4 separate regions of the Homo sapiens genome follow, and regions 1, 2 and 4 are each linked to region 3. Evidence: chromatin contacts called from ENCODE Hi-C or POLR2A ChIA-PET data. All regions are on one chromosome and are shown on one strand. The core of a region is the stretch at or near the end of the contact, and the rest is flanking DNA. Distances in the headings are between cores, read along the strand shown. Region 1 holds the start of LINC03082 (long intergenic non-protein coding RNA 3082). Region 2 has its middle 81 kb from the start of LINC00676. Region 3 overlaps MYO16 (myosin XVI). Region 4 has its middle 50 kb from the start of IRS2.

The links. Hi-C counts contacts between places; a loop is a spot of excess contacts on that map. ChIA-PET counts read pairs that join two places held with the same protein, here RNA polymerase II (POLR2A). Pooled maps may share reads with other maps.
Region 1: a loop to region 3 is called in a map of heart right ventricle, with 3 times the contacts of the local background. The contact joins the promoter of LINC03082 here to the enhancer-like site in region 3. A Hi-C loop is called at or near these places in 7 of 168 maps with a recorded cell type or tissue (PC-3, PC-9, Right ventricle myocardium inferior and 4 more), 10 of 37 single-sample maps with no recorded cell type and 10 of 50 pooled maps.
Region 2: a map with no recorded cell type shows a loop between it and region 3 (12-fold over the local background). The contact joins two enhancer-like sites. A Hi-C loop is called at or near these places in 1 of 168 maps with a recorded cell type or tissue (A673), 2 of 37 single-sample maps with no recorded cell type and 2 of 50 pooled maps. POLR2A ChIA-PET finds 5 or more read pairs at or near these places in 1 of 52 experiments (A673).
Region 4: a map with no recorded cell type shows a loop between it and region 3 (12-fold over the local background). The contact joins two enhancer-like sites. A Hi-C loop is called at or near these places in 4 of 37 single-sample maps with no recorded cell type and 2 of 50 pooled maps.

Annotation. Positions count from the first base shown.
Region 1 is chr13:110,127,779-110,130,478 of GRCh38, forward strand. It overlaps LINC03082 (long intergenic non-protein coding RNA 3082), which reads right to left and starts at 1,358. Exons shown (of 3, transcript NR_187462.1): 1 at 1,079-1,358.
Region 2 is chr13:109,645,875-109,648,574 of GRCh38, forward strand. No RefSeq gene overlaps it. Among named protein-coding and RNA genes, the nearest start is that of LINC00676, 81 kb to the right of the region's middle. Within about 2 kb of position 1,362, at least 2 of the 41 ENCODE cell types and tissues checked have a DNase peak (open chromatin) inside an H3K27ac peak, as active enhancers do; they include A673, where a contact is called at or near this core.
Region 3 is chr13:109,130,432-109,133,131 of GRCh38, forward strand. The region is part of intron 31 of MYO16 (myosin XVI); the gene reads left to right. Among named protein-coding and RNA genes, the nearest start is that of MYO16-AS2, 30 kb to the left of the region's middle. Within about 2 kb of position 1,325, at least 2 of the 41 ENCODE cell types and tissues checked have a DNase peak (open chromatin) inside an H3K27ac peak, as active enhancers do; they include A673, where a contact is called at or near this core.
Region 4 is chr13:109,835,458-109,838,157 of GRCh38, forward strand. No RefSeq gene overlaps it. Among named protein-coding and RNA genes, the nearest start is that of IRS2, 50 kb to the left of the region's middle. Within about 2 kb of position 1,339, at least 3 of the 41 ENCODE cell types and tissues checked have a DNase peak (open chromatin) inside an H3K27ac peak, as active enhancers do.

The DNA.
Region 1 (2,700 bases), core at 108-2,607, 1.0 Mb after region 3:
ATCATCACTCAAGGCAAAGCAGAAAGAAATCTAGGCTATTTTTTAAGACTCATTGTGTTTGGTCACAGGCAAAAATAGAATCCATCCTCATGCAACCATCCTTTAAATAGTATTTCAACAGAGGGTTAAAGTGTTGGTTTGGGGTGTGAGAGTGATACCTTATTCATTCAGAAGTCCCTCAAAGAAGAGGATGGAGAAACAGACACGATTCCATGAAATGATCACTTTCCCCAGGCAATCACACCAAGGAAGGTCAAAGAACCTCCTCCCCGAAGGTTCACTGCTGGAGGTGGAGATCACAGCCAACTGACAATATAACTGCTGGCAGATATTTTTAGGTGGAAAGTCCCACCGTTTCCCGTACCTCACTGTGACCCTCATTACGGCATTAGGATGGGATTACCTTGCTCTCTTCTGAAATACTAGCTTATCCGTGGCACCAGCAACAAATACAAGCAGCTTGTCTGATGGAAAGGTCCTCTACTTAAGAACTAAACTTCCCCCAAATCACAAGCCCCTTTGCTGAAACAATGAAAAATTTAGGTAAGCTCTGGATTGAACTATTTCCCTCCCTTTGAAATAACTGGATGTTTAGTCATAACAAATAAGAATGATTCTGGTATCTTGTGGTCACGACATAGCATTTTTATGTTTTTTTTTTTTTATTTTTCACTTTACATCTCACTACATGGACATGCTACCTTCAATTCAACCCCAGGTTACATCAAAACCTCTTGACCTTTCATTTAAAGACAAATAAAAGGCAGCTGCTGGGCTGTGAAATTGTGAATAACAAACGGAACCATTATTTGAAAGGTTTCAAATTCTGATGAACAGAAAGATTATTTTGGAAAATCTATAGCGGAGAGTAGTATAATTATAACTTAGATTTGCGTGGTGCTCAATCCAAACTCATCTCCAAACTGAACGTGGTTTTCTAACAATAACATTCCTCCAAAAAAGGGGGCAGCCTACAAACCAACATAAGCGTAAGATGCACTTCCTGTCCAGCTAAAAATAAACCTGCAGACATTTGAAAGCAGCATAGAATCCTTTCTAACAATAAAAACAAACTCACCCATGTCGTTGGGCCAAGGCTTTGACATTTTAAAAATCATTATGGTGAAAAATAAACGCAACCTATAACGTGAGCTATTGTTAGAAATCCTTGAGAAAAATGCCTCAAATAGAGAACTCGAACGTCCACTCGCTAAAAATGAAACCGTTTTACTTGGGCATTGTCAAAGGTCGAATGGTTTTCTCCAAAAATGATGTTGAAGTCCTAACCCCCAGGACCTCAGAATGTCACCTTATTTGGAAATAAGGTCCTTGCAGATGTAATTAATTAGAACGAGGTCACATTGGAATGGGGTGGGCCCCGCATCCAATAAAACCACTGTCCTTATAAAAAAGAGGCACGCCACGTGAAGACCGAGACACACAAGAAGAACACGGGGTGTGGCTGAAGGCGGAGGTTGTGACGACGCATGTACAAGCCTGCAGGAGCATCCGCGAGCACCGCTGGCCCCACCGGAAACCGGGAAGAGGCAGGACAGCTTCTACCCCGAGCCTCAGAGACAGTCTGGCCTTGACATCACCTTGATCGTAGAATTCCAGCCTCCAGAATGGTGAGACACAAATTCCTGTTATTTTCAGCCAGGCAGTTTGTGGCACTTCGTTTCAGCAGCCTAGGAAGTGAATATATTCACTTCCATATACGTGAAATTGACATCAGTGAGGATTTGCTCTCTAGGCAGTAGATGTGAACCGGCCTTCAACGATTTTTTTTTTTCTGGCTGCATGTTGGGCGCTCCCAGCTTAGGGGGTGGGTGTGCAGGGAGTGGGGAGGGAGGCGCTTCTGCTTCTGTGGCTCTCCCATGGTCTCTTCCCACAACATCTTCTGCATCTCTGTGGATCCGGCTGCCCCCAGCGCAGCAGCCCGGGTGGGGTGGGAATGTCCAGCACTGCGTCGCTGCCAGCCCTCTGGGCGTTCCAAGTTCCTGGCAGGATCCGGATGCAGTGTGGTTGACCTTAACTACCCAGGAGAGGGTGAGCTCTCCTACAGAAGACTTGGACATCTTCTCTGCCTTCTCATTTCTGTGTCCACAAAAAATCAGCACAATGGACACTGGATCCTGCTCTCCCTTCCTTCTCTTTCCCACCAACGCACACTTTGGCAGTCCTGGCACCAGCATGGGATCCACCCCACGCACACCCACATGCACCCCACACTCACCTCCAGGGAAGAAGCACATCAGTGAGAGGAATGGCTCTGTCCTCAACTCAGTAGGAGCCAGCACCCACCCCTCCCCTCTGTTGCCACTTCAAAAGGTTTTCTTTGTTCGCTTGTTTCTACTTACCATTAATGTTCTTCAGGCTGGATAAGCTTTAAGGTGTGTCCCTTGACATATTAGATCTATTTTACTCTGCCATTTTATAATTAAACAGGGTCTGACTGAAGTTACCTTTGGCCCATGTATGTCTAATCCTACCAAGTCCTAGCCATGAAACAGGTGATATGTGTATAAATGAAAACAGTGGGTTAAGAGGATGCTTCCAGAAGTATTAAGGCACCCACGCACACACACAGACAAATACGCTCCACTGAAGATCATTTAGAACTGTGGGTACAGGGAAGCACTTAGAGAACTGTATTACAAGAAGATTCAGTGGAAAATCTACCACCAATCCTAATTCATT
Region 2 (2,700 bases), core at 112-2,611, 520 kb after region 3:
TCCCTAGGACCACTGCACTAGAGGACACAGTTCCACATCTGCTGAGACCAGTCTCAGGCCTCAGTTCAGCAGGAGCACTGAGCAGGCCTGCAGTCCACTGAGTTCAGCAAGCGACTGGCCAGCAACCACAGTGATGCTGCGCTTCTCACAAGCACTGAGCAGGCCTGCAGTCCACTGAGCTCAGCAAGCGACTGGCCAGCAACCACAGTGATGCTGCGCTTCTCACAAACCCCCAGATCTCTCCCTGGGATTCTCACAGGCCTAAGATCTCACTCACACGTGGGAGCAGAGAAGTGCCCAGCGAGTTTCACTTTACAAAATCACATAAATAAGTTTCTATCCCACAAAATACATGTTGAGTGTTTTCTTAGACAAGCTCTTTGAGGTGGGGACCATAACAACAATTTACTTATCTTTTTGCAAGTGCTGCATGCCTGAGTTTTGTATTTCTCTGCATAATATGGGGAGGGAGCACTCATTATCTTCAGTTGGAGACTTCAAATTCAGAAAAAAAAAAAACAGGAAAAGCAGCATTGAGCATCCTCCTGCAGAAATGTCAAGGTCATGTGATTTGGAGAATCTCTCAAATATAGCTCATTATTGGAATGCATAAAATATAAAGCCACAACATCCATTTTCTCAGATTTCATTTTTATAGCTGGGGTCAGTCAGCTTTTTCTAAAAACATCCAAAAAGTAAATGTTTTCAGTTTCAGTTTTGCAGGCTACGCAGTCTCCCGTGGTGCGTCGCATTAGGCCCTAGGCCATAGTTTGCTGACTCTGGATTTATATAGCATTGAAACCAAACTGTCATGGTTAACAGAGTACACATCTGTGAAACAAGACTTAGCAGCAATTATACAGTATATAAGACATGCCTTTCAAAATGTAAGTTATCGAGTAGGATTTTGAAGCATGGGTTCTCATTTGGAGGTACAGAGATTGCCTGAATCCCTCAAAATTGTAAGCAAAACTGTGTGTAACTGTATTTTTCTAGGGACTCAATCATAATAGCCAGGAGGTTCCCAAAGGGTTAAAAAAAAAAGATTAGAAACACTGCTTTAAAAGTAAATATCAATATCAAAATGGACAATGTAACATTTTCTTTCTTATAACAATAGTTGCAGTACTCTAAAAAACTCTAATCTAGAAAAGCATGTGTTTAACCGCTAGTAATGATATTTTCTAGCCTAGCTGATTTGCCCAGTCACATTCCTGGGCCCCCTAAGCTTCACAGGGAAGGCAGGAAAAGGGGAAAGTGAGCCTCTGTCACAAACCCATTGAGTTCTTCCATAACACCCAAGCTCGTCTCCTCCTTTCAGCTCCTCCTTCTCACAAACTGCGCAATCCCCTTAGGGTGTAGCGAAACTCGGGGGTATTCCCAGGAGGATCAATTCCCTTTAGACAGGCCAAGCAGGAAATAAAATTGGATTACTCATAGGTAGGAGAATGTTCTTAGAAATTCCTTTTTACTGTTGTTTTGTTTTTCACTCAACATGCCAAAAACCACACCTCGTAACTCTGGGAAATTCATCTTCCCCCACTATATAAAGAAGTCTTTAAACCAAAAACTGTGGCTCTTACAGGTGATCTAAATGTGGCATTAAAAACTTATAAAAATTTGTTTAAAAACAGCATTGTGCACATAGTCACCCCAGTAGGAAAAATAAAGCAAAATCAAGAGATTTTAAGTCAATGAGACCGGAGTTAAAGAGATTCAGAGAAGACTTACATGCAAAGATTTTCAAGAAATTTGTATATATAATATCACAATTTGTCACATAAAAAGAGATAGAGTGGAAAAGCCATATCTCCAAATGTTATAAAATTTTTAAAACGATCAATAAACTCCAAATAGCATAATATTGAAGAACAAAATTGCAGAACTAAAAATACCCAAACCTCATGAGTTCCTGTAAAGCTACTATGATCAAGATGTTGTGGCACTGGCAAAGTAATAGAAAAATAGATCAGAATAAAGCAGAACAGATAGCCCTGAAACAGACCCACGTAAACACAGTCAACTGATCTTTGACAATGGGACAAAGGTAATATATTGGAGTGAAGACAGACTTTCCAACAAAGGGTGTTGAAACAACTGGACATCCACATGCCAAAAAAAAAAAAAAAAGGAAAGAGAAATGACCAAAAAAGAGAGAAAAAAACAGAAAGAAGGAAGGAAGGAGGGAGGGAGGGAGGGAGGGAAGGAAGGAAGGAAGGATAGAAAAGAAAGAAAGAAAAAGAAAGAAAGGAAGGAAGGAGAGAAAGGGAAAAAAGAAAGAATCTTAACACATACAAGTTTTACAAAAATTAACTCATAATGGATCATAGACCTAAATGTAAAATGCAAAACTATAAGACTCCTTGAAGATAAACATCAGAGAAAATCCAAACGGCCTTAGGTTTGGCAATTATTTTTAGATACAACACCAAAGATACAATCCATGAAAGAAATAAGCTGGACTTCATTAAAATTAAAAACTTCAGTCTGTGGTCAGACACTGCCAAGACAATGAGAAAAGGTAAGCCACAGACATGGAAAAAATATTTGCAAATAACGTAAGTGATAAAGGAGTGTTATCCAAAATATATAAAGAACTCTTAAAACTCAACAATAAGAAAATGAACAGCCCAATTTTTATGTTTTTATTTTTGTGACTTTATTTCCAAATTATTTTAAGTTCAAGGGTACATGTGCAAG
Region 3 (2,700 bases), core at 75-2,574:
CTTTGATCTCCTGCAACTAGAGATGTATTTCTGCATTCTGGCATGTGCTCTCAATACTGTATATTTTTAAGAATAAGACAATTAACCAGCTTAAGCTGCTTGAGCATGCTTGCTGATTAGTTTTTACAGCATTAGGGAGTCAGAGAGGGCAAGCGCAGGAGCTTAGCCACTCAGTCTGTCAGTGGTCTGGGTTTGTAATCCATGATCGCAAAGGTAGCTCCACCCACACGTGATAAGCCAGCTGTCAGACAGGGTTCTGGTCCCTTCTGTGCCATTATGTCAGGAGCTGAAGGTGGTTGAGTTAGGACAGTGATGAAATTGATCCTAGCATGTTAGACATCTCCCTCAGTCCAACACAATCCGAGTATAATCTAAGTCTTTGTTGTTCAATGCAGTAGCCACTAGGCACACGTAGCCAATTAAGTTTAGAGTAAATAAAATTAAATACAATTTTAAATTTCATTCCTCCATCATCAGTCACTTTCCAAGTACTCAGTAGCCACAGGGGTAGAATTTTTCCATCATCACCGAAGCTTCTCTTAGACAACCCTGATTCTAAATGCTTTGTGTGTCTACCAAGCGGTGATACTGAATTTTTTGCATCTAGTAACGTGTCACAAAATTATTCTCCTTTCTGTCAAAAGATAGGAAGACCATTTGATCACTATTCTAAAATGTTTGGTGAACCTTGGTTTCGCAGGATCAAGGACTACGGCTGAAGTTGGTTTTGTACCTGAGCCATCCTTTTTGGCATGTTAAAAAATCAAGTTCAAGTTCTTTTCCTTTACAAATAAAGCTGCGAATCAATTCAGATGGTTACAGAGTGAAAGGAGATCTGATCGGAGACCAAGGGCCAAGGATTGTAGGGTGACCAGCACCACGGTCACTTCAAAGTTGTCTTTGTATTTATTCTTGTTCTTACTAGCATATGTCTTTCCTGGTAGGTCTTCACCCAATAAAAATGGTTGTGGTGAAGGAAAACAGTACAGAGAGCAATTTTTTCTCATTTCCTTTGTGCCTCAAAAGCGTGAAACAATTTTGCAGGCCAATAAATGTTAACACTTCTTTGCAAACTACCAGCAAGCTAGAGACAACTTTTTTTTTTATTATACTTTAAGTTTTAGGGTACATGTGCACAACGTGCAGGTTTGTTACATATGTATGCATGTGCCATGTTGCTGAGACAACTTTTTAAAAGTACTATGTTTTTGTTAGGTCAGTGCAAAAGGAATTGTGGTTTTTGCCATTGAATAAAAGCCTGCAGTTGCTCTTTGCAAATAGTGGCTAGGAAAGGAAAGATAGGGCCTCGTTTTCACTTCCTCTTGGCTGGGGCCTCCCAGCTGGAGTGCTGTTCTGCAGAGTTCATTCCTCACACACCGGGTGCAGCCTTTCTCCCAAAGACGGTTAACATTCTCTCGAATTGTCTCCTGACTGAAGTTAAATATAAGCCTGCATTTCATGCGTGTGACTTTGAAGAAGTGACTCAGTCTTTCCAAGCCCATGTATGTCAAGTAGCAGCAACAGCCGAGACATGGCAAGGGCTATTTCTGGGGAGTTAAGAAGCAAAGGACTGTAAAGCCTCATTGCCCAGGACGTAGCAAGCGCACAGCAAAGTTACATGCATATAACTTTGTTGTTAATGAAGCCTCTGACAGTCAGTTTCCTCATCTGTGAAATGGATACTAAATCCTAAGATGTGGGACTTGCAATTAAGTCATGATGTCAGTGGTGCTGTGCCTGGCTTGGAGTGACGGTTGCTCAAGGTGAAATTGCAGAAGCAAGCTTTTCTCAGGCAGCTCTAGTCCTCACTGTTCACCGTTCTATGTTGATGCTTCCACACTCACCCTCCCTTCAGACTCCAGCTGTCCCCTCCTTGGGGATCATACCTTAATGAAACCATAATTGTTTTTTCCAAAATTGCTGTACAACTGCATTCTCCACAAAACACAGTTTACATGTGTAGACACAATCATGGCTCAGCTCTGTGGCTTAATTTGGAAATAATATGTCTTTTCTTTACTCTCTTGTTTCTGTCTTCATTCTAGAACAACATGTGTCACATAGTAAGCACTCATCAAATACTTACCAAGTGAATACATGTTACAGAAATCTATTTCTCTACACTCTCTTCATTAAAAGAGAATTTGCTTCCTATCGGTATATGAGAGGGAGCACAATTTGGCAAGGTTCGAGAAGTACCCTTGAAATGTGTCAAGGCTAGATTTGTCTGCATATTTTTAACAGAAGCCCTTTAAAAAAATTTTAAATGGACAGAAATTAGGTCTTCTGTGTTGCTCTTCTGAGAAATGTGTTACTGGGAATAACAGAACACAATTGCACAGTTCACCACCTATGACGCAGTTGTACATCCAACAAATAGTAATTAAGTGTCTTCCATGAGCCTGGATTCTCCCCGAGGATCTGACAGACCAGTAGGAGAGATAAGTGGTCAAACAAATTATAGGGGAAGCACAACCACAGCAGTGAGGACGTGATGGGTGCACACTGGGCCACAGAGTGCCTTGCCCTCCGTGGAAACTGCGAAAGGCTCAGGAAGGGCATGCCAACAGCATCGAGTGCAGTAGTGCAGTCAAGAGGGTAAAAGATGGGGGCATGGAAGGCAATGGTATTGCCTGAACCGCTCCTCCCACCAGGAAAGAAAAGTTATAACAAAGTTGCGACATATGACAGCTCAGTAGA
Region 4 (2,700 bases), core at 89-2,588, 710 kb after region 3:
AACAAATTAGTGGTTGACGTAACATTCTCTCCGTTGATTCTCTTGTCTCCGGGACGAAGCGCACACTCTGCCGCTGACTGCGCCTTTTGACTCATCAGTATCACTCACATCATCTGTTGCCTCCTGTCTAGCTTTTTTTTTAGTCTCAGATGAAACAACTTGTGCCTCTTCTTTCAGCTTGGTTTCCTTGTTTGTTGATGCAATGGGAACCAACCATCTGCCTAATCATTTAAAGAAAATTTTTTAATCAGGCTTTTTGGGTGATTTAATCCAAAACTCACACTTTTCCCCCATTTTCAAAAAAAATGAATCTTACTCGTGAGGACAAAACATCAAACCACAGTTCGCTCCAAATTGTTCTCGATGTTATATTTTTAACAGAATCCCAGGCATACATAATATTAAAAATTACATCCCTGATGCTATTGTGAGATTAAAAGTCTGGCATGGTGCCTGGATAATGGATCATATGATTATATTGCTTACAAAACCTCTTCTGCAATATTTCAGTTTCTAAGTAACACCCTCAACCATGGACTAAATCAATGGGGAAATACTAACAGCCAGAAAAGAAATAATGGAACCCACCCTAAGAAAGCATCAACAGGATAGCTTTATTTTTATTGCGTGAGCTTTTGATTCTGTGGCGCAACCACCAATTAGAAAAACAAATTGTCTGTGCTTTCACTTGTCCTCAGTAAGCGGCAGGTGAAGGGGCCATCTTTGCAAGCACTAAAATGATTCTTTCAAACACCTGAGGTTTCATTTTTTGGCTTCCTGCATTTTTTTAAAGACTAATCAACATCTGTAAGAATAGAGTTTTGCCAACTTGCCCATTTCGTTTGCATTGCAAGACTTCAGAACTTTCATCAAAATTCTTTCCATCCACTTTCTAATGACAAAACTGTTCTATGCATCAAGGGCCTTGCATTCTGATCCACTTTGAGGCTGTTAAAGGATAAACAAATTTATTGTTTTCCTTCCCCACATTATAAAGAGCAGTTTTGACATTATATGCTATTATTTCTGATTTATAAATGATAAAATTATTCACAGTTGCATGACATCCAATCAGGGAAGAATAATGATCACATTTGGAGAAAAAAAGCTTAAATTGTAATTGGGTAAAGAGTGACCTTGGGCTCCTCGTGCCCTCTACCTAGTAATTGGAGCCCTGCTTGCTGTGTCTGATGCATTCTCCGTTCAGCCTCATGGCTTCCTGGTCAAAGGGCCCCTCGGCTTCCTCAGGATGGTCATGAGGGCTGCCTCACCCACACACCCAGGGCTTTCCGGCTGATAACCTCGGTCTATCAGTTAGGCTTGTTCAGCTTGCATGTGTCCTCTGTGCAGAACCAATGCAGAGCGAGCACTTGGACCTGTGGCAGGTGAAGCTAGGCATTTATTAACTCAGGCTTCCTGTAAACACAGGGCACAGGAGCCGTCACAATGAGAACATGAAAATGAGAGTTATATGGGAATGAGTGCCTCAAGAGCCATCCCGTGACTGGTGCTTTAAAAAAGAGAGAAAGTTGTGAGCAGCGAAACCCAGGAGAGAGAAGCAGCATGGGGGCTCACACCAGGTCGTAGCCCTGCACACCTGCTGCCACTCTCACAGCAGTGCTGGCCTCCTCATCCAGCATCTCTCCTCCACCTGCTCCTCCACTCCAGCCTGGAGGTCTCTGCTCTGGTCCTGCTTGCCCATGAGAGGGAAACTCACACTGTGGCCCTTTTGCTACTTAGAAGTGCAGCCATTTGTTGGATGGTAACCCTGTACTCAGTGCTGGGATGACATGTCACTTACTTTGTCCAATACAAGTCTCAGTACCATCTCATGAGGAAAGAACATGATTAATCCACCTTCACAGAAGTGGATAAGGAGGCTCAGGGGTCCTGCAGCATTTTCGTGGTCACATGGCTGCTAAGCAGCAGAACCAGGAATACCAAGTCTGTCTGATACCAGAGCTGGATTCCAACCGATTCCCTAGACATCCTCCCCCCAGGCCAAATCCATTGAACATCAGCTGCACTCAGAGACGGCACCAACCAAGCACTTCCTGTGTATCTTTGAACTTAAATGAAATCTAAGTACTCTGCAGCCTTGTTCTGTCTCAAAAGCCCAATAATCTCCATTTCTCCACAATTCTCAGCAATTAGCTAACATAATTCTTATGCCTTTATGAACATATATTCATATAAAATTATGGACTGAATTTCCCATATCTACCATAGGACAAAAATAACCCCATGAAATTCTGGCATTTTTTGCTTTCAGGCCTATTATTCTTTCTAGACATTAATAATGATTATAAGCAGAAGAAGTTTAGTCCAAAGAAATGAGCAATGGGTACAAAATAAATAGAAAGAATGAATAAGACCTACCATTTGATAGCACAATGGGGTGACTATAGTCAATAATAATTTAATTGTATATGTTAAAATAAAAAATGCAATGGAATTGTTTGTAACTCAAAGGATAAATACTTGAGGGGATGGATACCCCATTCTCCGTGATGTGCTTATTTTACAGTGCATGCCTGTATTAAAACATCCCATGTACCCTAGACATACATACACATATTATGTACCCATAAAAATTTTAAAAAATAATAAAAAAATTTTTTAAAACCCTGAAAAACAAATGCATGAGCAACTCGAACAACAAAAGTAGAAACAGACCTTAACTGGCTCATTGTTTTGAAG